Linked DNA regions of Homo sapiens: all the other regions are linked to region 5. A link is a contact called in ENCODE Hi-C or POLR2A ChIA-PET data. All regions are on one chromosome and are shown on one strand. The core of a region is the stretch at or near the end of the contact, and the rest is flanking DNA. Distances in the headings are between cores, read along the strand shown.

Region 1 (2,743 bases), core at 20-2,519, 380 kb before region 5:
TGGCGAAACCCTGTGTCTACAAAAAAAATGGAAAAATTAGCCAGGCATGGTGGTGCCCGCCTGTAGTCCCAGTTACTCAGGAGGCTAAGGTAGGAGGATAGCTTGAGCCTGAAAGACAGAGGTTGCAGCGAACCAAGAACTCATCACTGGACTCCAGCCTGGGCAACAGAGTTAGACCCTGTCTCAAAAAAAAAAAAGTTATTATCAATAGAAATGAATGTCTGGGTTATGATAAGGGATTGTGGACACCAAAGTTTTATCACGCACGTGAAGCCTCCAAGTGGCAGGTGGGCTCCAGAGAGAACAGATTGTAAATGTTTCTTACCAGTCTTAAGGTCTGTTGTGTTGATGTCAATGCTGAAGGATGTAATGAGGCATGTCTCATGTCCTGCTTCCCGTCATGGCCTGAACCAGTCTCTCAGGTTGGTTACATTTTAGACTGCCCTGGCCTAGGAGGAAGTCCGTTCAGATGGTTTGGTGTTGGGGGGGGGGTGGGGGCTTAGTTTTTTGTTTTGTTTTGTTTTGTTTTTTTGGCTTACAGAGTTTAGACTGAAGCCTTTGACTCTGTATCTGGCATTTCCTTAGACCACATGCTGTAGGGCTGGGCTCATGAAGGTTCTCACCTACACACCAGGTTGCTCCCTTGAGAAGGGGGACTTTGCTGGATCCTATAACCTAGCTAGTAGGAAGTAAAGGAGCTTGGGAACCAGACAAGCCTGAGTTTAAATCCTCTTTCCCGCGCCGCCCCACCTCCACTGATAGGTGTGTGACTCCGGGCAAATAAGTGATCGTTTTCTGTGCCTCAGTTTCCTCATCTGAAAAGTGGAGCTAGTAAGAACTCACAGTGGTTGCTACGAGGCTACGGTTAAGGGAAGACTTCTCCTGCACACCTCAAGCACAGTTTCCCTCCCCTTGGCGATATCCAAGAGCACTCACATCCGCCACAGCCCTCTCTGCTCATCGGGCCCTCGGGGTAGAAGTGAGTTAATTCCTGGCTAAATGTTAGTCTCAAACCACCGGGAAAACCACCCAGTTGCCCCAGACAGTGCAGCGGAGGGTGGGTGCGGCTATCAGGTCGACGCTAGAGACGCGGCGAAGGCGGGTGCGGAGGCCTAGCTCCCCCGAGCGCATTCCACCCTCCACAGAACCTCGGCCTGTGACCACGGCCTTTCTCAACACTGCGCCGCCCCCTGGCCGCCCCTCGCCATCCCGCCGCGCTGACGTGAGTGCGCGCGCGTCCGCCGCGCCCGCCCCGGCGCATGCGCGCTCTGCGCTGTCTTCTCCCGGCCTGAGCAGCAGCAGCTGCGGCGGCGGCGGCGTTTGAGTGGAGGAAGATGGCGGCTCCGGGCGGCTCGGGGTCCCGCCAGCTGTGAGGAGCCCCGAGCACGGCTGTCGCGGCCTGAGGCAGAGCGCCTCTGCTCTGGCCCTGTCCCTGGCTCCCTCATTACCGTCGCCAGCGGAGCGAACCCGAGAGCGTGGAGCGGGCTGGGCCAGGTGAGGCCTCTCCTCCTCCCCGGGCCGCAGAGGGGAGCCGGCGCCTTCTGCCCTTTATGCCCGGGACTGGCAAGGGGCAGCGGGCGCCCGGGGTCTGACGCAGGCCCCGTATCCCACGCGGGGGTCGGTCCTGGTTGGGCAGGGTGACTTGCTATCGCCGTCCTCGAGTGAGGCGAGGAGGAGGACAGCTCCTTTCCAGCCAGCCCTTGGGTTGGGAGCGAACCCACCCCCTCTCCTCAGCAGGGTGGTTCTCGTCCCCTCACCCGGGCAGTGAAGGGGTGTGTGGCCCGGGCAAGGATGGCTTTAGGGTGTCAGGTAATCTTTCATCGCTCCTCCGAACATTTCACTCCTTTGCGAGAGAGGAGTCGGGGGTCGGGTGCCCATCAAAATTGGGGCTGCGGCTGGGGGCTAGCATCTCTGAACCTGCAGCTGCAAAGGGATAATTTTGGAATTGGTTTACGTTAAATAAAACACAAAAGGCCTTTCCTATCCCCTAGCTTGTTGAGTGTTCCCTTAGAGAAATGGGAACTGCGGATCTCCTTGCTTGAGACAGCAATCCATGCTGTGACTGTGGAAGGCTTCTCTTGGCGAGAATTGTGTGTGCAAAGGGAACGGTGGAGGGTGGGAACGAATTTGTAAGCGAAGAGAAAACGATTGTGAGATCTTGATGGTCGCTGCAGAGTAACTTCAGCGCTGAGTTCGTTTGAAACCTTCGGTTTGTTAAGATTCAGAATAACCAATTGCTTTGTCTGTTAAATCTCCCGATTTCTGTTAGGAAAATAAAAGCCTCATTTCTTAATTGCCAGAGTCTGGATTTTTCTGTGGTGGGATTCTGATCGATCTAGATGAAGATTCTGACACATTACCAGTTTTACTTGCTGGCAGTTGCTGGCCCCGACGTTGAAACTATGTTGTTCCTTTTTGAGAACAACTTTTATTGCTGTTTAAATGCTAATTGGGAGACTTCGATTGTGTTTCTGTCATGTAGGGAAGTCGGTTTGAAGCCTTGTGGTCTCTTTCTTGAGGAATGATGGCTTCACTGAACTTGTGCTATGCAGAATTGTTGAGGCGATTGCTTTTGCTTGGACACACCAAAATATCTTTTGTAACAAATTGGCTTTACTTCTGCTTAAGAATGATGACATCATGGATTTAAAGAGGCAAGGAAAATTTGGGGGAAGTACCATCATTTAGAATTGAATATTTAGAATTAAGTCTGTATATCTTATGGCCATTAGTGATGCTGTGT
Region 2 (2,715 bases), core at 214-2,713, 260 kb before region 5:
TTAGACATAATGGGCCTTAAAAATCTGTGAGTTCGTAGTCCTCTGGCTGCTTTCTGCTTCCCTAGGAACAGCCCTCCTAGTGGCTAGGGGCAAAGTTTTAAAAACACAAAACCCAAACTGGCAGAACAGATAAGTACTTTAGAGTCAGGTAAGTGTGGGTTCTTTTTTTTTTTTTTTTTTTTTTTTTGACAGGGCCTAGCTCTGTCACTCAGGCTGAAGTGCAGTGGCATGATCTCGGCTCACTGCAACCTCCATTTCCCGGGCTCAAGCAATCCTCTCATCTCAGCCTCCAAGTAGCTGGGACTACAGGCGTGCACTACTGTGCCCGGCTAATTTTTGTATTTTTTTTTTTGTAGAGGCAGGGTCTTACTATGTTGCCCAGGTTGGTCTCAAACTCCTGAGCTTAAGCAATCTGCCCGCCTCAGCTTCCCAAAGTGCTGGGATTACAGGCGTGAGCCACCACACCCAGCCAGCTGTGGGTTCTGAGTCGGTTTCACACTGACTAGCTGTGCGGTGTGACCTCAGACAAGTCACGTTATGTTTCTGAGAGTCTTCGTCAGTACAAGAGGGTAATACTATTTACACAGGTTTGTTTATAGAATTAAATCAGGTGACCCCTGTAAAGTCCCCACTGTCTGGCACTTGGGTGGCCTTAGGTAAAGCTTAACTCCTAAATTATTCCTTTCAAAACAGTGATTTGCCCTACTTGAAGGCATTGCGGAAAGATAATGGTAAAAATTAAATGTAATAGACAAACTCTCAGTAATGACCCACCTGCACTCTTTCCAACCAGTGGGCATTTACTGAGCACCCACCTTCTGGGTAACAGGCCTGGTGTCCAGTGCTGGAACGGTGGAGAGGAGCTCAGAGTTTCAGAGCTGAAAAGTCAGCTCCAGGAGAGCAGGGACTTCTTGTTGGCCACTGTATTCCCAGCTAGGTGCTCAGTATTTGTTGAATGAATGAATGAATGAAAAATACAATCCAGCGGGCCTCTGACTCATTTTTTAAAACTTGAGCCAAGTCCCTTGACCTCTCTGAGCTGGTGTGTGTCCCCATCAGTGAAGCCAGAGATGTTTAAGTCATCTAGAGGTCCTGCCAAGCAGGATTAATAGAGCAATAATATTAATAATAGCAACAATCATAACTAAACATATGGAGCACTGCTATGGAGGGAATAACATGTTACGTCCACGTTATAGAAGAGGAAACTGAGACACAGAGAAGCATGAAAGGCTCCTGGAGGGGGGGTTTCATGATGTTTTGGAAGAAAGACTAGGGATCGGACGGAGTCATAGAGAAGAGGATCCACAACCCAGAGGAAAAGGCCTAGTCCAGAGCCACCGCGCGGCGCAGGCTGCGGACGTTGTAGGAGGGACGAACGCCTCCCGGAACCCGCCCAACCCAACCTCCGGCGTCTCCATGGCAACAACCTCCGCACATGCGCCGCGCGCACCTGCGCCGGAGCTGCCAGCACGCGCAGAAGGCGGACGCAGGCGGGGCGGAAGTGGGCCCGGCGGGCTGGGGCGGCGGGAGTGCGGGTGGGCGTTTAAAGGGGCCTTCGGCACCCAGGTCGGTTCGCCGCCGGGACTGCTGACGGGGAGGGCTAGGTAGCCCTGGGAGTCGGGATCTAGAAGGTAGAGGAGAAGCGGGGCTGTCTGACCCCCGGAGGTGACAAGGGGAGAGGGGCTGTGTGAATACCCTCCATGGGCAGTAATGGGATGACTATCCCCAGGGAGCATTGCGAAGGAGAGAGGCGGCTGAGGGACTGCACTTTCTGGGGCCCCCCGGGAGAGTCAGAGGGCAGTTAAGAGGGATCACAGGCCCGGCTTGGTACTGTCACTCCCCTTCCCACTCCCTGCTCTCAGCATTCTGTCACCTCCCTACCCCGTCGCGGTGCCCAGCCATGGCCAGACCTCCCGTGCCCGGTTCGGTGGTTGTCCCAAACTGGCACGAGAGTGCCGAGGGCAAGGAGTACCTGGCTTGCATTCTGCGCAAGAACCGCCGGCGGGTGTTTGGTAAGTGCCTCCCCCTTTCCTCTAGCCCGCCACTTGTCTTTCCCTGGGGAGAAGAGTGTCACCTGTTGCTCCCTGAGGAGAGCAGAGAGGCAGGGCAGTGAGGGCCTGCTCCACTGCAGTCTTCAGCAGTCTTCAGCCTGGGGGACTGAAAGCCCTAGCTCTGGGACCCCCACACCTAAATCTCCTTAGAGCTAATTCCATCGTCAGAGCCAGGAACATGGAAACAGCAGAAACCTTGCCAGCAACCACTGTCACCAGAGATGCAGTTGATTGAGCACTCCCCTGGTGCCAGGCCCTCTGTTGGGCACGTTACACAGTGCACGCCCATTTAACCTCTCAACAGCACATGGTACAGACTTGGCTAAGATCACACCCCAATAAATAGAGGTGAGCCTCTTCCATGTCCTGCTGTCTCTGGGATGAGACGCTGGTGTTCCCCATGGTGAAACTGACTCACCCAGGCAGGGCCCAGCTGTCAGGCCGGCAGAGGTGCCTGGAATCAGCTGTGGAGCCCAGCTCTGGCCAGGAGAAGCAAGGTGCCAGAAGACTTAAGACCAGAGAGTGAGATAGCTAGAACCAAAATTTGTGAATAAGTCAACTGTTTGTTTGTTTTTTTAAAAGAAATTATATTAAATTCAAAAAATGACCCTCTAGAAGGCTGGGCGCAGTGGCCTGTAATCCCAGCACTTTGGGAGGCCGA
Region 3 (2,700 bases), core at 121-2,620, 290 kb after region 5:
GAAAACAGACAATTATTTAAATATGATGGTTGATCTAATTAATTCTATCCATTTTGCTTCTTCAAGTAAAATAAGCTGCTGAGTCCCTCACCCAAGCCATTTTCTTTCTCTTTTTTCTTTCTTTCTTTCTTTTTTTTTTTTTTTTTTTCAGTTTCTGAGACTATCTGGTGAGCCAGGAATTCAAATTACACAAACACACACACAGAGAGGGAGAGAGAGAGAAAAATCCATTCTGATTTGGCCATTTAGGTTTTCAGTGAATATGGATTCTTTTAAATTTATTATTATTATTTTTATATCCAGCCCAAAAACGTCAGAATATGGATTCTACCTTCTAGCACGGACCCTTTTGCGGATATGCCAACTTCATCACAAATACATGCCCTTGACAGGTATGTACTCATTTCTACCTGGAATTGGGACAGTGATGTTTACTGCGGCAAGCCCCACAGCAAGGTGTCTGTGGTGTCACCCGGTTCCCCGGATCAGCATCCAAAATGCAATCCCCATGTACTTCAGGTTCTTATAATCAAAGCCCCTAGTGAACCTCTTCAAAGCTACCATCCTTGAGCAAGATTATTCAGGGGACTTCCCAGGAGCAGAGGCAATGTCGCCGGGACCCAGGCCATGGGAAAGTGAAGTTGCTTATCACTGGCCTCCACCCTGACTGCCAGACCCTGGGCGACGCCAGCCTGGCGGGGGGACCCGGGGATGCAGCGGATTCCACAGGAGGCTGCATGGGGTTCCTTCAGGAGCTCCCGGGGGCGCCGCTGCCCCAGTGGGGGACCGGAGGGTCGCTGACCCCTCTCCGGGAGGGCAGGGCCCCGGGCCAGGTTTGGGGAAGCTCCGAGGATGCTGACCTCAACTTTGTTCTTTAAAAATAGCTCCGAGGCCGCGGCGCTCACGTGAGCGGCGCCGCTTCCCCTCTACCGGCCCGGGGCTCCCGGCCGCTCGTCGCCCCCCGGGTCGCGGAGGGGAAGGGCGGGGGGCCCCGGCCCGGGAGAGCGCCGCCGGAGGGCGTGGGGGGCGCGGCGAGGAAGGGGCCCCGGCCGGGAGGGAGGCCGCGCTCACCTTCTTCACCGACAGCGAGATGTTCTCCAGGATCCGGTCCTTCACCTCCCCCGGCTCCATGGCGCTGCCACCGTCGCCGCCACCGCCACCGCCACCGCCGCCGCCGCCCCGCCGCCGCTTCCCGCGCCGGGGGCCGGGGGCCGCCGCCAACCGCTGCCGCCGGCCGTACGGGGGCTCCGTCGTGCCGGCCGCGGGGCCCGGCGCCCGCCGCCCGGCCCTCGCCTCGCCTGGGCCCTCGCTCCACCGCGGCCCGGAGGCTCCGGAGCGCGGCCGGCGGGGAAGGAGGCCGCGGGCTGTGCGCCGCGGCGGCGGCGGCGGCAGGAACTGATGTCAGGCGGGGCGGCGCCAGGGCCCGCCTGCGCCTGGGGACTCCGGGGACCCGGAGACCCGCACAGACCCTTGGCCGCGGCCCTCCCCAGAGACCCCGAGACCCGCCCCCAGCCCTCCTCAAGTCACAGACTCTCCCCGGCACCCCAGAGACACCCTCAGACCCCAGGGACGCCAGAGACCTCGACCCCGCCTGCCGGGGACCTCGGGGCTCCTCAGAGACCCTCCCCAAGCCCTCCTCAGCCCACAGATTCCTTCAGGGACCCCAGAGACACCCTCAGACCCCAGGGACTCCGGACACCCCGACCCCGCCTGCCAGAGACCCCCACAGACCCTGGGACCCCGGCCCTCCTCGGAGACCCTCCCCCAGGCCTCGTCAGCCCACAGATTCCCTCAGGGACCCCAGAGACACCCTCAGACCCCAGGAACTCCGGAGACCCCGACCCCGCCTGCCCGGGACACCGGCCCTCCTCAGAGACCCTGGAGACCCTCCCCCTCAGCCCTCAGGCCATAGACTCCCCCCTGGGACCTCAGAGACACCCTCAGACTCCAGGGACTCCGGAGACCCCAACCCCACCTGCTGGGGACCCCCACAGACCCTGGGCCCCCAGCCCTCCTCAGAGACCCCCAAAGACCCCGAGGCACTGGCCCTCCCCAGAGACCCTGAGACCCTCCCCACAGCCCTCCTCAGCCCACAGGATCCCCCCACAAAACCCCAGAGACTCCCACAGGCCCCAAGGACTCTGGAGACTCCGACCCCACAGGCCAGAGACCCCCACAGACCCTGAGACCCCGGCCCTCCTCAGAGACTCGAGACACCCACAGACCCTGGGCCCCCTCCCGCCGGCCCTCTTTAGTCCACAGACCCCTCCTTGGAGACCCCAGTGCACCCCACTAACTCTGGCCAGGGACCCCAAGACCCTCTTAGCCTGCAAGCCCCACTTATCTTCCTCCCCTTCCTTAGCCCAGCCACCCCCTCAATGTGCAGACCCAGGCCCCCTGGCTTTCGCAGCCTGGAGGACCCAGCACCCCCACCGGGTCAGCCTAGACTCCAGTCCCCAGCCCTAGACCCTCCCTGGGCCCCCTGGCCCTCCACAGCCTCCCCTCCTCAGTGCCTCACCCTCAAGGCCCAGTCCTACATTTGAGGTCCCTGGTGTTCCTCCCCACCCCCAAAACACACCCTCCTCACCTTCAGCCCCAATGCCCCATTCCCACTCCTTATCCTTATCCCTCTTCTTCAGCCCCACGTATCCCAAGGGCCTCAACTCCCTCAGCCCCTGAAACCCACCGTAACAACTCTCT
Region 4 (2,742 bases), core at 129-2,628, 460 kb before region 5:
GAGGCTGAGGCAGGAGAATCGCTTGAATCCGGGAGGCGGAGGTTGCAGTGAGCCGAGATCGCACCATTGCACTCTAGCCTGGACAACAAGAGGGAAACTCTGTCTCAAAAAAAAAAAAAAAAGACCCAACAGGAGATGGGGCTAGACGACCATCAATGGTTTGATGGTCCAACCACAGTTTGATGACAGAAAACAAATGTATTTTGGTTATTGTTGTTTTTGTTTTTATACTATTTTAAAATATGTCATGAATGTAATGTTCACTAACGCATCTTTTCACCATAAGATCAGCTATGAGCCCACGGTAACACAACTGGAAAGTAACAAGAGGAAATGTGGACGTTCCATCATTCTTGGGGTGCAGACCAATCCTGTATTTCCGAAAAACTTGGACAACCATCGCCTTCAAGAGCCACCCAGGCCCCCGCAAATACGAGCACTCCCCACCACCACTCAGTGGCACAAAATAGCCATAGGCCAGGTTGTCTGTATGAAGTGTATCTTTTTTCTTTTAATATTTTTCGTCGTTTTGATAGATAACGCATACAAAGAGTAGTAAAACGCAAACAGCACAAAAGGGAAAGGAAGTTTCCTTCCAAGGGCGGTTCCCCTCCCCTAGGGCAGTTTCCTGTGTTCCTTTGCAGAGATACTCAGTATGTTTACAAGCGTGTGTGTTTATTCGTCTCAGGTAGAGACCAGAGAAATATAGAAGGGGTCCTCCCAACTGCTCCAGGCTGTGATCAAGGGTGAAATTCGTGCGAAGGGATCTGGGTAGGAAGGGGTCCCTGGGCTTCGACCGTCACCTTAAAGCTCCCCGGGACCGGTCCTTTCAGCCGGCTCTGGGCTCCCTCCCCTCCTCTCGGGGATTTCCGTCTGTGATAGGGCACCTCCCCGCTTAAGGCTTTTCGAGGATCCCTTCAAGGCCACCGGTTAGCGCTGAAAGAGAAGCGTCTGTGACATCACCACCCCCGACCAAGTTTAGGGTACCCGGCAGCCCACCGGGGTCCCTAAGCGCTAGATACGGCTTTAACGCCCTCCCCGCCGCCAGGAGTCCCGTGCGTCGAACTGAGACGGGCGAAACTCTGGATCCACCTCCCTGCTCGGGCCTGGAACTGGAAGAAGCAGCAGCATTAGCTCCCCCTCGCCCCAAAACTGGCCAGGGCTGTCCTCGGTTCCCGCAGTGGGTGTGTCCGGGTGGCGGAGAAAGGGTTAAATTGGAGCTAGCCTGGTCTGGCGGTGGGTAGTCACCTGTAGCCACGGTTGGTAGCCCGCGGAGGGATGCGGTAGACGTGGACGTCAGGCTTGACACAGAGCACCGACTCGTACCCGCTCTCCTCCATCGCGACGCCTGGAGCCCACCGAACTTCCGGCGACTTCCACCGTTCCTCTGTCCGACGGACGGAAGCGGTGCGACTCTCTGACCAGGTTTCGGCTAGAGCGGCAGCTCGCGGGCCTCAGCACCGCCTCGTTTGTGCGCCCTCTGCTGGAAACCCGGCTCAAGACACGTGGCGGGCGACCTCCGGAGGCTTCTCCCTCCCTCCAGAGGCTTCTCCTTCCCTCCAGACACCCTCCGACGCAAAGAAAGCGCCCTGCGCCCGCCATGGACAGACCCCTCTGTAACCCGTGGTCTGGGTGTGGATCATCCCCATCGCTTCAGTTTCTTAGGCCTGGGGCCCAGTTGACCGAGAGGCAAAGCTGTAGCCCACCCTGCAGTATCTCTGTCCTCCAGCCTTTGCCTCGGCGCCTCCTCTGCCTGAATATCCTTCCCTCTCCTGACTGTAAGGCTCAGCTGGCACCTGACCCACCAGACTAAATAGATGCCATTACCCTACCACCCTCCATGCTTCCCCTAGGGGAACCCACTTATATGCTCAGGGCCCCGTGTGGCCAAACCTCAACAACGAGTTGTATTCAAAGAAGTAAAGTTTAGTAACACAAGTAATTTAAGAAGAATTCCAGGCCGGGCTTGGTAGCTCACGCCTGTAATCCCAGCACTTTGGGAGGCTGAGGCGGGCGGATCACCTGAGGTCAGGAGTTCGAGACCAGCCTGGCCAACATGGTGAAACCCCGTCTCTACTAAAAATACAAAAATTAGCCGGGCTTGGTGGCGTGTGTCTGTAGTCCTAGCTAGTTGGGAGACTGAGGCACTAGAATCGCTTGAACCCGGAATGCGGAAGTTGCAGTGAGCTGAAATTGTGCCACTGCACCTCAGCCTGGGTGACAGAGCGGGACTCTGTCTCAAAAAAAAAAAAAAAGAAGAAGAAGAATTCCAGTCTTAACTTCGATTTCTCCCAGAATATTCTGGGAGATACAATGTCTACCCTAGCCAAATTCTCAAAATCCCTCCTTCCCTACCATTCTCTCATTGAGTTGAGTGCCTGCAATGTGCCAGCCCCTATGTGGGGGTGAAGCTGATCCCAAACTTCTGATTCACTGAATACCCCAAACTTTCCCCACCCCTTCTTTCCTTTTCTCTCTCACTCTCCTTCTCCTTTTTACTTTTTTTTTTTTTTTTCTTCAGACAAAGTCTCACTCTGCCGCCCAGGCTGGAGTGCAGTGGTGCAATCTCGGCTCACTGCAACCTCCACCTCCCGGGTTCAAGCGATTCTCCTGCCTCAGCCTCCCGAGTAGCTGGGATTACAGGCACCCACCACCAAGCCTGGCTAGTTTTTGTATTTTTTTGGTAGAGACGGGGGTTTCATCTGGTTGGCCAAGCTGATCTTGAACTCCTGACCTCAAGTG
Region 5 (2,861 bases), core at 126-2,625:
AACGGGTGAAGTTAGCCAGTTGTGGGTGCACATGCCTGTAGTCTCAGCTACTGGGGAGGTTGAAATGGGATGCTTAAGCCTAGGGGTTTCAGTCCAGCCGGGCAACATAGCGAGACCCCATCTAAAAAAAAAAAAAAGAAAGAAAAGAAAGACGGCCGGGCACGGCGGCTCACGCCTGTAATCCCAGCACTTTGGGAGGCTGAGGCAGGTGGATCACGAGGTCAGAAGATCGAGACCATCCTGGCTAACATGGTGAAACCCCGTCTCTACTAAAAATACAAAAAATTAGCCAGGTGTTGTGGCGGGCGCCTGTAGTCCCAGCTACTCTGGAGGCTGAGACAGGAGAATGGCGTGAACCCGGGAGGCGGAGCTTGCAGTGAACCGAGACAGCGCCACTGCACTCCAGCCTGGAAGACAGAGTGAGACTCTGTCTCCAAAAAAAAAAAAAAAACCTAAAGACAAGAAGGGGTGAAGTCAACTGCTGGGCTTTTTTGTTTCTCTAGCCATTGTGAAGACAGGAGTGAGTTGCCAGATTGGCATATGTTGCATCCCACTGAAGGCTAGTGGACATGAATCTCTAGGGAACAGTCTCCCCACTGCATACTTTCTTCAGCTGTGCTTGGCTGTTTGGGAGCTAACAAAGAGAAAAGGTGCATTTGGATTCACACAGCGTTGGTATTCTTACCAAATCCATGTGACAAAAAGGCAAGGGGGCAAAAGAGCTTACAGTAGTGGCAAGAGTGTTGTTAAAATTATAGATTATGGAAAATATGCAGGCCTAGAAGTAAACAAAGGAGAAAGCCCTCAGACTGTGAGAAAGTGGAGAAGTCAGTGGCCTAGAGCTACCAAAAAGGTAGAAGAGGGGCCACGGAGGGGCCATGCAAGTCTGCAGACACTTTTGTTTTCAGACACCTTTATTCACGTCCAAGACAATCAGGGAAGGGGATAATGTTCGGTTTAGAAGGTAGAAAAACACAACTGGGATCTGCAGCTTTGAAGCCACAAGTAGATTCATATCTCCGGTCCACCACTTACAAGATATGTGACCATGGACATTGATTTACACTTTTTGAGTCTGTTTTCCCTTTTTTAAAATTAGGAGAATAATACTATCTTATAATTGGTGTGAGGATTTAAAGAGATAATGCATGTAAAGCGCTTAACACAGTGCCTGGCACACAGTAAGAGCTGAACACATGATGTTACTGTTATATTTGGAAGAGAAACCAAGGCAGGGGTACAATGAGGACAACTCTGAGCGCCGAAGTACTGTAAGGTGGAACTTTTGGATAGCTAGGCGCATGCGTCTGTCTATGGGCGCTCTCCTAGCGAGGACGCTGCGCATGCGCCGGAAGTTGCAGCCGGGAAGCCTGCGAGGTCGGTTCCGCCCGACTCTAACATGGCGGCGCCCTTTGTCTGCTCTGGAGTGCCGTCCCCGGCCTTCTCGCGGCCGTGATGCACCTCCCTCTGCGGTGGGGTCCGGGACATGGCAGGTGAGTGTCAACAATCGCCCGGGGCCGGGGAAGTCCCGGGAGCCGGGGCGGAGGCGGCGGAGGATGGGGCGCGGTGGGACGCCGGTGACGGTTGTGTGGGGGAGGGGAGGGAAGTGGAATGGGACGCCAACCGGGGCTGAGGGGACACCGCTGGGCGGGAGATTGTGGGGTGGCGGGGCGGGGGGCGTCGCCGGGCGTGCTGGCGGGGAGTGGGCGGCCAGGCGACCGCCCGGGCGAGGGGGCGCGTGTCACCTCCCGGGCTGGATGACACCCCAGCTGGTAGCATCTCCGCCCCCGCCGCACGGCTGTCACCGCCCCTTGACCCCGCGCGCTGTCGAGGGTGGGCGTTCTGCGGCCGCGAGGGAGCGCAGTGCCGGGGCAGCTCCTGTCGGCCGGCCGGGGCGGGAGGGAGCGGGGCTGCCCGGGCCTAGGAGGAGCTGACAGAGGAGGCCGACGCTGTCCCTGTATAAAAGCATTTCATTCATTCATTCGTACTGCGGACGGTGGTTCAGCACCTGATAGATGGTGAAGCTAGAGCGAGTGATGCGGGCGGACTCGATCCTCCAGGATCCTCGATCCTGGAGTTAGGAGTGTGAACCGTGGAGCCCAGCAGCGGGGTTTGAATCCCCATTCCCTGCTGTGACCTTAGGCACTTTTGGCTTTTTCTCTCTGCCTGGGTTTATTCATCCTTTAAGCAGAGATGATAATAAAATCAGCCTCCTAAGATTGTAATAAAGGGGAAATGAGGCTCCTAGAACACTTATGGGTACAAAGTAAATGCTGTGTGTTTGTTGCTGTTATTAATTGTATCACCATTGTCACCCAGAGCTCAGAGACCCATGTGGGAGACATACAGGTAAATCAGCAATTCTGATACTGCTGCGAGGGCAGAAAGCCCTCCTTCCTCTGAAGCACGGAGTAGAGACACATCACTCAGCCTAGGGGGAATCCCGGGAGGCTTCTGTCCCCCAGAAAGCTAAGATCTAAGGGAAGCTCAGCGGAGTGAGGCAGGAAAACGGGTATTCCCAGTTAAGGGTGTAGTTTGTGAGAAAACTCATCTTCGTAGAGAGAGGAGAGAGAGATCAGGCTAAATAAAGAAGCAGACTGGGCCGGGCTCGTTGTCTCACGCTTGTAATCTCAGCACTTTGGGAGGCCCAGGCGGGCAGATCACTTGAGGTCAGGAGTTCGAGACCAGCCTGGCCAATATGGTGAAACCCCCGTCTCTACTAAAAATACAAAAATTAGCCGGTCGTGCTTGCGCGCGCCTGTAGTCCCAGCTGCTCAGGAGGCTGAGGTATGAGAATCGCTCGAACGCAGGAGGCGGAGGTTGCAGTGAGCCGAAACGGCGCCACTGCACTCCAGCCTGGG

What was found. Hi-C counts contacts between places; a loop is a spot of excess contacts on that map. ChIA-PET counts read pairs that join two places held with the same protein, here RNA polymerase II (POLR2A). Pooled maps may share reads with other maps.
Region 1: a loop to region 5 is called in a map of OCI-LY7, with 4 times the contacts of the local background. The contact joins the promoter of FBXO42 here to the promoter of ZBTB17 in region 5. A Hi-C loop is called at or near these places in 8 of 168 maps with a recorded cell type or tissue (B cell, CD4-positive, alpha-beta T cell, CD4-positive, alpha-beta memory T cell and 3 more), 19 of 37 single-sample maps with no recorded cell type and 19 of 50 pooled maps. POLR2A ChIA-PET finds 5 or more read pairs at or near these places in 8 of 52 experiments (GM10248, GM12878, OCI-LY7 and 5 more).
Region 2: a loop to region 5 is called in a map of CD8-positive, alpha-beta T cell, with 20 times the contacts of the local background. The contact joins the promoter of CPLANE2 here to the promoter of ZBTB17 in region 5. A Hi-C loop is called at or near these places in 1 of 168 maps with a recorded cell type or tissue (CD8-positive, alpha-beta T cell), 2 of 37 single-sample maps with no recorded cell type and 7 of 50 pooled maps. POLR2A ChIA-PET finds 5 or more read pairs at or near these places in 1 of 52 experiments (naive thymus-derived CD8-positive, alpha-beta T cell).
Region 3: a loop to region 5 is called in a pooled map, with 7 times the contacts of the local background. The contact joins the promoter of PLEKHM2 here to the promoter of ZBTB17 in region 5. A Hi-C loop is called at or near these places in 1 of 168 maps with a recorded cell type or tissue (B cell), 8 of 37 single-sample maps with no recorded cell type and 9 of 50 pooled maps. POLR2A ChIA-PET finds 5 or more read pairs at or near these places in 4 of 52 experiments (GM10248, GM12878, activated CD4-positive, alpha-beta T cell and 1 more).
Region 4: a loop to region 5 is called in a map of CD8-positive, alpha-beta T cell, with 20 times the contacts of the local background. The contact joins the promoter of NECAP2 here to the promoter of ZBTB17 in region 5. A Hi-C loop is called at or near these places in 2 of 168 maps with a recorded cell type or tissue (CD8-positive, alpha-beta T cell and naive thymus-derived CD4-positive, alpha-beta T cell) and 8 of 50 pooled maps.

Annotation. Positions count from the first base shown.
Region 1 is chr1:16,351,006-16,353,748 of GRCh38, reverse strand. FBXO42 (F-box protein 42) reads left to right here and starts at 1,269. Exons shown (of 10, transcript NM_018994.3): 1 at 1,269-1,494. RefSeq lists an enhancer at 1,230-2,004.
Region 2 is chr1:16,235,931-16,238,645 of GRCh38, reverse strand. It overlaps CPLANE2 (ciliogenesis and planar polarity effector complex subunit 2), which reads left to right and starts at 1,463. Exons shown (of 5, transcript NM_030907.4): 1 at 1,463-2,015. The coding sequence starts at 1,904. RefSeq lists a silencer at 1,406-1,585 and an enhancer at 1,426-1,970.
Region 3 is chr1:15,682,990-15,685,689 of GRCh38, reverse strand. PLEKHM2 (pleckstrin homology and RUN domain containing M2) reads right to left here and starts at 1,370. Exons shown (of 20, transcript NM_015164.4): 1 at 1,072-1,370. The coding sequence starts at 1,131. RefSeq lists an enhancer at 387-446 and silencers at 677-746, 1,267-1,346, 1,437-1,516.
Region 4 is chr1:16,439,360-16,442,101 of GRCh38, reverse strand. NECAP2 (NECAP endocytosis associated 2) reads right to left here and starts at 1,378. Exons shown (of 8, transcript NM_018090.5): 1 at 1,249-1,378. The coding sequence starts at 1,340.
Region 5 is chr1:15,974,615-15,977,475 of GRCh38, reverse strand. ZBTB17 (zinc finger and BTB domain containing 17) reads left to right here and starts at 1,375. Exons shown (of 16, transcript NM_003443.3): 1 at 1,375-1,493. RefSeq lists enhancers at 1,011-1,510, 2,402-2,511 and silencers at 1,512-1,611, 1,652-1,981.